Linked DNA regions of Mus musculus: region 2 is linked to region 1. The links are chromatin contacts, found by Hi-C or POLR2A ChIA-PET in ENCODE. All regions are on one chromosome and are shown on one strand. The core of a region is the stretch at or near the end of the contact, and the rest is flanking DNA. Distances in the headings are between cores, read along the strand shown. Region 1 holds the start of Begain (brain-enriched guanylate kinase-associated). Region 2 holds the start of Yy1 (YY1 transcription factor).

Region 1 (5,200 bases), core at 1,604-4,103:
TTCCCCCATGACAACAACCACTCATTTTGATGTTTCCTCTGTATCCACATATCCCTTGACATCTATACAACCACCCAATCCATTCATCTATCTTGCCCCAAGACCAGAAATCAATCCACTTTGCCTTCAGGCCTCAACCTATCGGGTCCTCTCTCTAGATCAGCTCTTCCATCAGTTCCCATACATTTCCTTTTCTCTTATAACCACCAGGCTTTCCTCCCCTCCATCCATCTCTCCAGCTTTCTACTCACCTACTACTGGTCTGTCCTGATACATACTCCCATCAGTACCTCGCTGCCCCTCCCATCAGTACCATCTCCCCTCCCCTCCATCTCAGCATGCACCAACGTATGACCTATGGTCTCTTCACTTCTCTTCTTACCCCATTTCCCAACCTAGTTCAAAGCTTGTTGATCGGACACAACTTCAGCTCACTGGCTCAGCCTAGGGCTGGATAGCTGCTGCATTCCTGAAGGAGATTCCCTCTGAAGCACCATGCTGACTCCCAGGCTCATTTGTTGGCCTCTTCTTGATTAGTAGGACATAGAAATACCTTCCCATTCCCTGCTATGCTGGCTAGGATCTACATCTCTCGTTAGACCATGAGCTCCTGAAGGCTGGTTTGCCTAAGTGATAGTGTGCGTCCAAAGAAACTATGCAAGGTGAGCAGAGAGGATGCCTCAACCCATTCACCCATCTGCCCATTCCTAAGACTGACCCAACAGGGATAGCACCATCCAGCTGCCAGTCACCAGTCACCTGCTGGGGACTGCTCTGAGTCACTCCTCAGGCTGTCCTAGGGGCTTGACCTCTGACACCAGGCTCTGTAGAGGTCACACAGCAAATCAGCCCAGAACAGAGACTGGAACCTAGGGCTTCAAACCCTGTCCAAAGTTCTCCATTAGTCACATGACGAGTTCTGAGGCAGGATGGGAGGTGAGAGGGGACCCTGGGACAACTGTGGACCAACACAGTTTGCAGCTCTGACCATCAGAGTCTTAAACTGGAAGGGCTGCCCTGGCCTTTGACTGAACATTTCTGCAGGATGCTTTTTGTGGTTCTCAGACTCACGCCTTCTCACTCCCTGCAAGCCTCTTCCTGCTAACCCAGTGCTAACTTCATCTCCCCCAGCTTAGCCTGTGGGTCTTCTCCTGGAAGCTGTGGGGAATTCTTGTGGACTGTGTCCAAGCCCTGCTGACTGACTGCTGTCCCTCTCTCCCATCCACTCATTCATTCACTTATCCGTCCATTCACTCTCCGGGATGCTGCTACGGGGATGGTGCTAATGACGATACCCAGTACACAGTCAGTATTCTATAAATGGCAGCCACTGCAGGCCAACCAGATGCTCAAGGCCGAGAGAGAGAGAGAGAGAGAGAGAGAGAGAGAGAGAGAGAGAGAGAGAGAGAAGAGAGAGACAGAGAGAGAGACAGAGAGAGAGACAGAGAGAGAAAGAGAAAGTAAGTCCTTGTCCGGACTGCTTCACACTGAATTCTGCTCTTGGCCTATGTGGGTCCCTCACCTGACCTCCAGCCTATGAGAAGTTCTTACAGGCCATGGCCCCAGGCATCCCTGACTTCCCACTTCACTACTCAGGAGCCAGCACACAGAGCAGGCCACAGGAATGAACACATGTGAGACAGGAACTTGGGAGGGTCCTTGGTGCTGCTCAGGAGCCCCTCGCCCTGCGCCTGCATCTGCCACTGTGCTTGCTTTCCAGAGCCGCCCTGATTATAGTGAGCTGTGGGAAAATTAAGGGTTTGCAGGAGGCTGCCAGGCCCTGCTGCTGCCTCCCCGCCCTGCTTGTCACAGATGCCAGGCAGAGCCGTCCCCAAAGGCCACTTGCCCTACTGGGCTGCCCAGACACAGCACAGAAAAGGGGCTTCCTCCTAGAGACCTTCTCATAGCCTAGACTTGAGAGTAGCAAAGACCACTTACTCCTGGACAGTGGGGGAACTGAGGCCCAGAGAACCTAAGAGAGCATCCCATGGCCTCCAGGGGCCCAGGGTATTGGGACCTCAGGATAAGGGAATCCAGAAAGATGATGTCCCCCACATGTGCCCAGGGACTGCACTGGTGGACCAACCCTGGGCATCAGGGTTGCACACCTGCATGGCTCCTGTCTGTCTCTTGCAGCCAGCCCTTGCTCCAGGGGACCTTCCCAGCTCCCATCCTGCTCCCTCAGGAGATTCCGAGATGTCGCCCACGCAGCTCTTGCCCCAAAGGAACCTTGTTCTGATGGGGTGGGCACACACGAGGAATGAAACACCTCTAAACCAGGCAGGAAACGGAAATGCTAGGGGCAGAAATTCCCAGCCAACGTGCAGGGGCTCTGTGAGCAGGTCAGCGCCTGCAGAGTGGCCCTGCCTGCCCAGCCTCAGTTTCCTCGCCTGTCCATGGGGAGGACTGCTGGCGGCCTGCTAGGGCGGCCGGAGATGAAGGTGCCCGAGGCATGCGCGGGCCCACGCGCGGCCCACGCTCGGGAAGCGGTCCCTGGCCAGTCTCCTTCCGGCTCTGCGGCCTCTCCAGGGCCGCCCCCCGAACGGGGTGGGCTCAGCCGGGCCCCCTACACCCGCCTTCCGCAAGTCCTCAGGCCGCACGCGCAAAGCAGCCGCGGAGGCCCGGCCGCCCCGCCCCGCGCGAGGGCCCCGGGCCCCGGCGCCACCCAGGGCCGCCGCGGGCGCGCGCAGGGACCGCCCCAGCGTGGTGCCCGCCGCCCAGCCCCGCCCCGCGCCCTGCCAGCCCGGCTCTCGGGTACTCACCGCCCGGCGAAGCCGGCCCGGCCGCCGGCCACCCGTCCACATGGCCCCGGCTCTGCGCGCCCGAGCCCGCGGCCGGGGCTCCCCAGCGCCCCGCTTCCCGCAGGGAGCGCCCGCCCCCCGCCCCCGGCCCGGCTCCCCGCCAGCCCCGGCCCCGCGCAGCCGCGGCTGCTCCGGCGCTTCCCCGCGCCGCGCCGGGCAGGGCGCACGTGGTGGGCGCGGGGCGCACAGGGCGCGGAATGGCGGCGCGCGGGGTGAATGAGTCCCGCGCGCATGAATGGCGGCGGGCATGAATGGAGGAGTGTGGGGTGCAACGCCTTGTGTCCCGGGCCCTGCTTGGGGGTGGGGTACCAGCATTTAGTAGGTACCTGCTGTGTACCGGCCACTCAGGTCCCCAGGGACTGACTTGGCAGTGAGAGACAGGTCCCTGCCCTCAGGGACCTTGCAGTTTACAGACAGGACAGTGACTTCCAAGGGTGTAGTCCACTGCTCTGCCCTTCAAGTTCTGGCCGATGCCTAGCCCCCATACCTGTCATGGGTTCCTTAAACTGCAGCAGCCCCCCTATATACTTCCAAGACTGGCCTGTAAATCTCTGTCTGGGAGCTCCATAATAGTGGAGGGGCTCCTTCTTTCCAAGAAGTAATCCAAAAGGAATCATGACTTCAGGAGGGCAACTGTGACTGTGGTAGAGCATCCCTCTCTGGCCCCAGTAGCGCTCAGGACTTGTCAGGTTATTCTGGCCCTGGGTGAGACACTGGCATAGTGGTGCTGATAGTCCCAACCAAACTGGAGCACGTATGGAAGCTAACTAGCATAAGTCCCGAGAAACCAGGGTCCCCCTTCTGCCCCGGGAGCATCTTTCCAGTCTAGTAGAGTCAATCACATGGGGCCAGGAAGGATCTGGGGTGGGGGAAAAAGACAGCAGAGCCTACCTTTGGCTTCTCTCAGGGCCTGTGGGCTGAACGGTTGAGTGTTAATGGTTTCCGAGGGAGATAAGGGGATACTAGCAGCGACTACAGCACGTATGTTGACATTGTACTGTGGTAAACATACATGTCAAGAGTTAGCATTTTAATCACCTTTAAGTGTACGGTCCAGGGGCAGCGAGGACATCCATGCTGTCACGGGGCTGTCACCACCATCCACCCCTCGGCCTTATGTGCTGTGTACATTGCAGCTTCTCTCTCCTTTAATTAGGGGAGTAGCTGGTGCACTCAGGCACTGTGACAGCACAGGAAAAGTGTGCTGACAGCGAAGGAAGAGAGAGAGGCAATAAAAGTGAGTCTCCAGGAGGAACAGGCAGACACGGGGGTGGGGGTGGGGTAGAAGTTAGGAGTGTCCCTTATCTTCCCCAGGGACATTACTCTGTAATAGGTGTGGAAGGGGAGGGTTCAGTGAGCCTCAGGATGCTCCTCCTAACTCTAGGAGTATGGACCACAACTGAGGCAGGTACAAGAAGGCAGCCCTGGCCCACGGTGGCCAGCTTATGCTAACTTCTGACTCACTGTGGATGTGTCTCTTGCTCTGGGGATCTGAGTTAACCCATGCTGAAGTTAGAGGTAGCATGGGCCACCAATCCTGATCACTGCGGTCCTCCTGACAGAGATGGAACAGTCCTTAAAGTCCTACTTTCCCCCATACAGGCCTCCAAAGGCCTGAAGGGAAAAACAGAGAACACAGATGTAGCCCATAGAACTGGGTTCTGTCTATATTTCCTGCCCTGGGCTGTAGCCTTCCCTTAGAGATGGGTCCTGCTCAGGTGAAGCCAGAACGCTGTTCTCCTCTGCCCTGCCTCCTCTGCTGCCAATGCACAGATGGCTAGAGAGGAAGGGGAGGGGCCAATGGCTCCTGCCTGCTATACTTCGGAAGTCTTCAGACTCAGGCCAGGCTTGCTTGGGAAGGCTTCAACCTTCAACTCTAGAGTTGTTCCTAAGGTCTTGTTTCATCCCTCCCTCACTAGACTCCCTTCATCTCCCACCAGTGGGAGGGGACAGGGAGACAGCTGTCCCTGGCTGTGGGTCTTTTGTCCCTGTCACACTCCATGTGAAAGGTGGTACTGCTCCCTTTGCAGACAGTACAACGGAAGCTTAGAGGTTATGCCCCTTCCCAGAGGCCACTAGCAAGGAGAAAGCTGATCAAGGATTTGAGCACATCGTTCGTCTGGCCCAGTGCCCCTATCCATGTCTGACCTTCTCCCAGGTAGAGGAAAGCCTAGGGGTGTCACCTGAAGAGCATCCCAACAGTTGAGAGCCCAGGGCTTTTGCGTTCAGAACAGCAGAGCATAGTAACCCAGGAGGAACTTCCTAGAGGAGGCCTGTCTTCAGCTGGGGTGGACGTGGGGAACACTACCCCGTGTGGTAGAGGCCTTGGTCCTCAGTTCCTGTCCCCAACCCTCATCAGCTTTCCAGATGTCTGGACACTAGGGTTCCATAACTGTCCC
Region 2 (5,164 bases), core at 415-2,914, 270 kb before region 1:
AAAAACCTGCACAAGGACACCTTGCTAAGTATGTTTAAAATTATAAGATGCCCAACTGTTTAAGTTTGGCCTAAGATGCATGTAATGCATTTAGAATACTCTCCTGCCTCAACACTAACAACTCCGGTAGATAAAAGTAATCCAGAATATTCAACAGATGAAGCTGACCGTTAAATCTAAGAAACAAATAAGATACACTTGGCTCAAATTTTCGGTTCTTGGAAAAAAAAAAGGCAATCTAACTTTATGTTGCTTTAAACCACACCTGGTCTATCGAAAGGAAGCACAGAAGAAACACTTCACTACAATGTATCTTAAGCAATTTGATGATTTGAACAAGGAAAACCTAAGCTGTTACTTATAATAGGGAAATCACAAAAGACATGGAATTTTCAAAGAGCTAAATGCAAAGACTATTTAAAAGGAATATTTTTAAATAGTCCTTTTCGGCAAAAGGAATGTTTATGAGCGAGGAATAGGCGAAGCCTGTGTCAAGTTATTCAAAGATAGAAGGGAGTTTTCAGAAAGCTACAATAGTGGAGTCGCTCGACAGGAGCAGCCAGACCCTTCGTTCCAACAGGCACCCAACGGCTGGGTCTCCGGTTTCCGCGGGTCATAAAAGAATAACGGACACACTTCCAACGGTGAACCCTAGGCTGCGCGCGCCGCTTCCGCTTGCCGCGGTCGCCTTCGCGCGCCGCCCACCGGCACGCGACCAAAGAGCCCGTGGCAGCACACGGTCGGCTACGCCGTCCGTGCCGCTACCGCACGAGACCCCGAGTAACGAGTAAAGGCAAAACGAACGGGAAACCAAAAATCAAGCACAGGCGTTTCTCGTCAGAGCAGACTTTATTGCGGCCACGCGGCCGCCGGTCGCACGCCCCGCCGGCAGCACGCCAGCCCCAGGCGCGCGCCCCCCTTCACCCCAGCTCGTTACCGTGCGCCTGGGTCGCGCGGAAAGTTCGCCGGCTCCCGAGGCGTAAGGCGCAGCGCCGACGCCCCACTCCTGTCAGCGACTGGGGCCCCGGAGCGGCACTTTTGTCACTGTTGCACCGCGGACGCCGGGGTTCGCGCGACGCCGAGCGCCGTAAGGCGACGGCGGCGCGGAGCTGACGTCACGCGCCGGGGGGGCCAGCCAGCGCGCGTGCGGGCCGCCACGCCCCCTACCCCAGCGGGGGCCCCCCCAATCGGGAGGACCCTGGTTGGGAGTAGGCGGGGCCCCGGCGCCTCGAGGGGCCCTGCGATTGGTAGCGAGGGAGGAGCGAGAGCCGGAACAGCGAGTGGGGAATCGGGGACGGGGCGGGGCCGAGAGCCCCGCGGAAGTCTCGCGAGGCCGAGCCGGAGCAGAGTGTGGCGGCGGCGGCGGCGGCGAGATCTGGGCTCGGGGTTGAGGAGTTGGTATTTGTGTGGAAGGAGGCGGAGGCGCAGGAGGCAGGGGGCAGCGTAACGCCGGCCCGGAGGGCGGGAGGAGGCGCGGCCACAGCCAGGGCAGGCAGCCGAGGCGAGGCGAAGGCAGGCGGGGAAGCAGGACAGGCAGCGGCCGAGCGAGCGAGCGAGCCAGCGCGGGGCGCACCGATCTCGGGAGGCGGGGAAGCCCCGCGGCCGCCGCGCCCGCCCCTTCCCCCGCCGCCCGCCCCCTCTCCCCCCGCCCGCCCGCTGCCTTCCTCCCTCTGCCTTCCTTCCCCACGGCCGGCCGCCTCCTCGCCCGCCCGCCCTCCCTCCCGCAGCCCAGGAGCCGAGGCCGCCTGCCGCGGCGGCCGTGGCGGCGGAGCCCTCAGCCATGGCCTCGGGCGACACCCTCTACATCGCCACGGACGGCTCGGAGATGCCGGCCGAGATCGTGGAGCTGCATGAGATCGAGGTGGAGACCATCCCGGTGGAGACCATCGAGACCACGGTGGTGGGCGAGGAGGAGGAGGAGGACGACGACGACGAGGACGGCGGCGGCGGCGACCACGGCGGCGGCGGGGGCGGCCACGGGCACGCCGGCCACCACCATCACCACCACCACCACCACCACCACCACCCGCCCATGATCGCGCTGCAGCCGCTGGTGACGGACGACCCGACCCAAGTGCACCACCACCAGGAGGTGATCCTGGTGCAGACGCGCGAGGAGGTGGTCGGCGGGGACGACTCGGACGGGCTGCGCGCCGAGGACGGCTTCGAGGACCAGATCCTCATCCCGGTGCCCGCGCCGGCCGGCGGCGACGACGACTACATAGAGCAGACGCTGGTCACCGTGGCGGCGGCCGGCAAGAGCGGCGGCGGGGCCTCGTCGGGCGGCGGTCGCGTGAAGAAGGGCGGCGGCAAGAAGAGCGGCAAGAAGAGTTACCTGGGCGGCGGGGCCGGCGCGGCGGGCGGCGGCGGCGCCGACCCGGGGAATAAGAAGTGGGAGCAGAAGCAGGTGCAGATCAAGACCCTGGAGGGCGAGTTCTCGGTCACCATGTGGTCCTCGGGTGAGTGCAGGCGGCGCGCCGCCGCTCGGGATGTTTTTGTTTTGAAGGGAAGCCATGTTTTATGTGTGTGATGGGCGCCGCCATCTTCTCCGCCCGGGCAAGTATGGCGGCCCCAAAAGATGGCGGGGGCGGCGGGCCGCGAAGATGGCGGCGCGGGGGAGGGGCGGCGCCCGGCTAGGCCGCAATGGCGTAGTTTGTGCGAGCGGAAGCGGGCTGGGGCGGCGGGCGGGGAGGGAGGGGCCAGCGCCCCTCCACGCCCGAGCCAACGGACGTGCGGCGGGGCCGGTTGAGGGCGCCGCCCCGCGCCGGACCACCCGCCGGGCGTTGACAGGGCCGTGGCGCAGGGCGGACGCGCGCCGCTCCCCCGCCGTCCCCCGGGGGCTGTCGGGGCCCCGCCCCGCTCGGCTCCGCTCAGCTCGGCCCCCTCGGACGCGAAGCGTCTCCCCGAAGCCCTTCCCGGAGCGGGCGGCGCATAGCCCCGCCGCAGCTGCCCCGCGGTCACGCTGGCCCAGGCCGTCGCCGCTGCGGGGCGGGACTTGGGTGGCACGTAGGGCGCTCGTGTGCGGGTTCGGCGGCCGTTGGAACCTGTCACCCGCGCTGCCAACGCGCTCCTCGCCTGATCGACCTAGAACGGGAGTTAGGGGAAGGAAGAGCCACAGCATTTCAGCGGCCTTTACGCGTTGTGAATTTTGTTTTTTAAGTCGTGGGCCCTATGCAGACAGACTGGGCTGGTTTACACAGCTTAGGATATTTGCCAACAAACTAATAAAAATCGCTTAGTTATCAGTATCTCTGGTCTTGTTTTCCCCCACGAAAAGAATAAAAAAAGTGGATAATTTGTTTTACTGATTTAATACGCCTTTTAGCGAAAGTCAGGAAGCCTGTGTAGGGCACCGAAGAGTTCCTTCCCCGCATGAGTAAACTCAAGGTAGAGCCCTGGAAAGGCTGTTGTTGACTGTTCACTTTATCCTAGTACTGTGTTAACAAGCTAGTCAGCTTTATTGTTAAGAAACTACTACTAGACAGAATAATCTCACCATACCTAGTTCATGTAGCCCTAGTGATTAAATTTGATGAATTTGAAAGCATAACTTGAGCCTTGATGTGTAGTTTATTAAAATGTTAAAATTTTGGGAAACGAGTGAAATAGATGAAAAGCTAATCTATGGTAGTATCCAAGTGACGTAAGCTTGATGGGTCTGTGGTTCAGGAAGGAGAAGAGCGTCCTATAGAAATCTAATAGGAAGTGCTCAGGGCGCTGTTCCTCGCTGAATGAATCCCTGGTTATTATCTGCACGGTAGGTTATCAGGAGCTGTATGCTATGTAACTAGCCAGTCCCTAAAAGTTATCCAGTGCCTTCAACACATTTTTTTGGTTGCTAACGGTAGTTTGCATGCTGAGATCTTTAAAAGCTTGTTTTTTTCACTTTTAATAAGAGTGAAATTAAGGAAAGCAGGTTTCGAACTTTGGATGAATTTACCACATTTGGAGTACCGAGTTCATTAACTATATAAAAAACTTACGTTATAAAATAGCTTGATTCAGATGTTTGACATTAGATCTTACCAAGTTGTTAGTTTGCTTTTCTAGACAGAAAAACACTTCGTCAAGTGTGGTGTTGATGAATCGTGTATGTTTAGTTCAGGGGAGAAAGTGAAGGGCCTGGCTAAGGTGGGTTAATTGACAATTTAGTTGGCATTTAGTCTTTACTTGTGTGACTGGCTGCTTGCTTACAAGGGCACGTAGAGCAGCTTGGGGGCATTTTGGTAGCTATTTCTTCAAACCCTTAATTGTCTAGTGTGTTACTGAGTAGTCTGCAAAAATGGTGCTTATCAATATTTGATGTCAAGAGCAAGGGATGGCCTATTTCCTCAGAAATGTCTTGTGGTAAATGATCCATCTTCCTTGCCTTTGTGGCTTGCACTTATTACCAAAAAGAAGCTAAGTGGTGTGGTCAACTAACTATGTGTGTCTCAAGTTCAGATTCTGCAAATAATTTAATCTTCAGAACTAAATTAAGACTGCAATAAGTGAAGAAATATAAACAGATTAGCTAAGTTAAGTGTAAATGTGTCTTGTATGTTGCTGTGGTAGGAATAGACTTCACTTGATCCCAGGCTTGAGTTGCAACTCCACAGTATATATAAGTTTATTAAATTAGTGCATTAGATTAATTAAACTAGGATGCCACAGATTTACATAAGCCTCAAACTTAGCAGTTCTTATAAAGATAGTATATGTGGGTAGTTTTTTGTTGTTTTTCCAGACAGGGTTTTCCTATGTTCCTGACTGTCCTGGAACTCAAGCTACAGACCAGGCTGGCCTGAAGAGCTCAGCCTGTCTCTGTTTCCTGAGTATAAAATAAAAGATAGAAGACAGCATAGCACAGCAACAATGTTGAGTCATCTTAAGACACTAGTTATTTGTACCTCTCTAGGAGGTTTGTTGTTGCTAGCACATTTTAGTAGAAATTTGTAGAAACCAGATACTTGGGTTTGTAGGTCTCTTTGTTTTTGTGCTTGTTGTCCTCTGAACAGTGACAGCATTCTGTGTGGGGGTCATAGTTTGAATGAAACAGTAGCAAAGTACTGTAACCATTATAGACTTAGAAGCCTGCTTCTTTTTCCCCTTCTTGTTTTTCATAGTTGGTAGTTTATGAGATGCTGCAATGATGGTATGTGACAAGATTTCTCCTGGGGAGATG

The links. A loop is a pair of places that touch in the nucleus more often than their neighbours do. ChIA-PET counts read pairs that join two places held with the same protein, here RNA polymerase II (POLR2A).
Region 2: a map of v-Abl transformed pro-B cells shows a loop between it and region 1 (4-fold over the local background). The contact joins the promoter of Yy1 here to the promoter of Begain in region 1. A Hi-C loop is called at or near these places in 1 of 37 maps with a recorded cell type or tissue (v-Abl transformed pro-B cells). POLR2A ChIA-PET finds 5 or more read pairs at or near these places in 1 of 5 experiments (embryonic stem cell).

The regions. Positions count from the first base shown.
Region 1 is chr12:109,065,364-109,070,563 of GRCm38, forward strand. Begain (brain-enriched guanylate kinase-associated) reads right to left here and starts at 2,854. Exons shown (of 7, transcript NM_001163175.1): 1 at 2,763-2,854. The coding sequence starts at 2,804.
Region 2 is chr12:108,791,633-108,796,796 of GRCm38, forward strand. Yy1 (YY1 transcription factor) reads left to right here and starts at 1,665. Exons shown (of 5, transcript NM_009537.4): 1 at 1,665-2,459. The coding sequence starts at 1,781.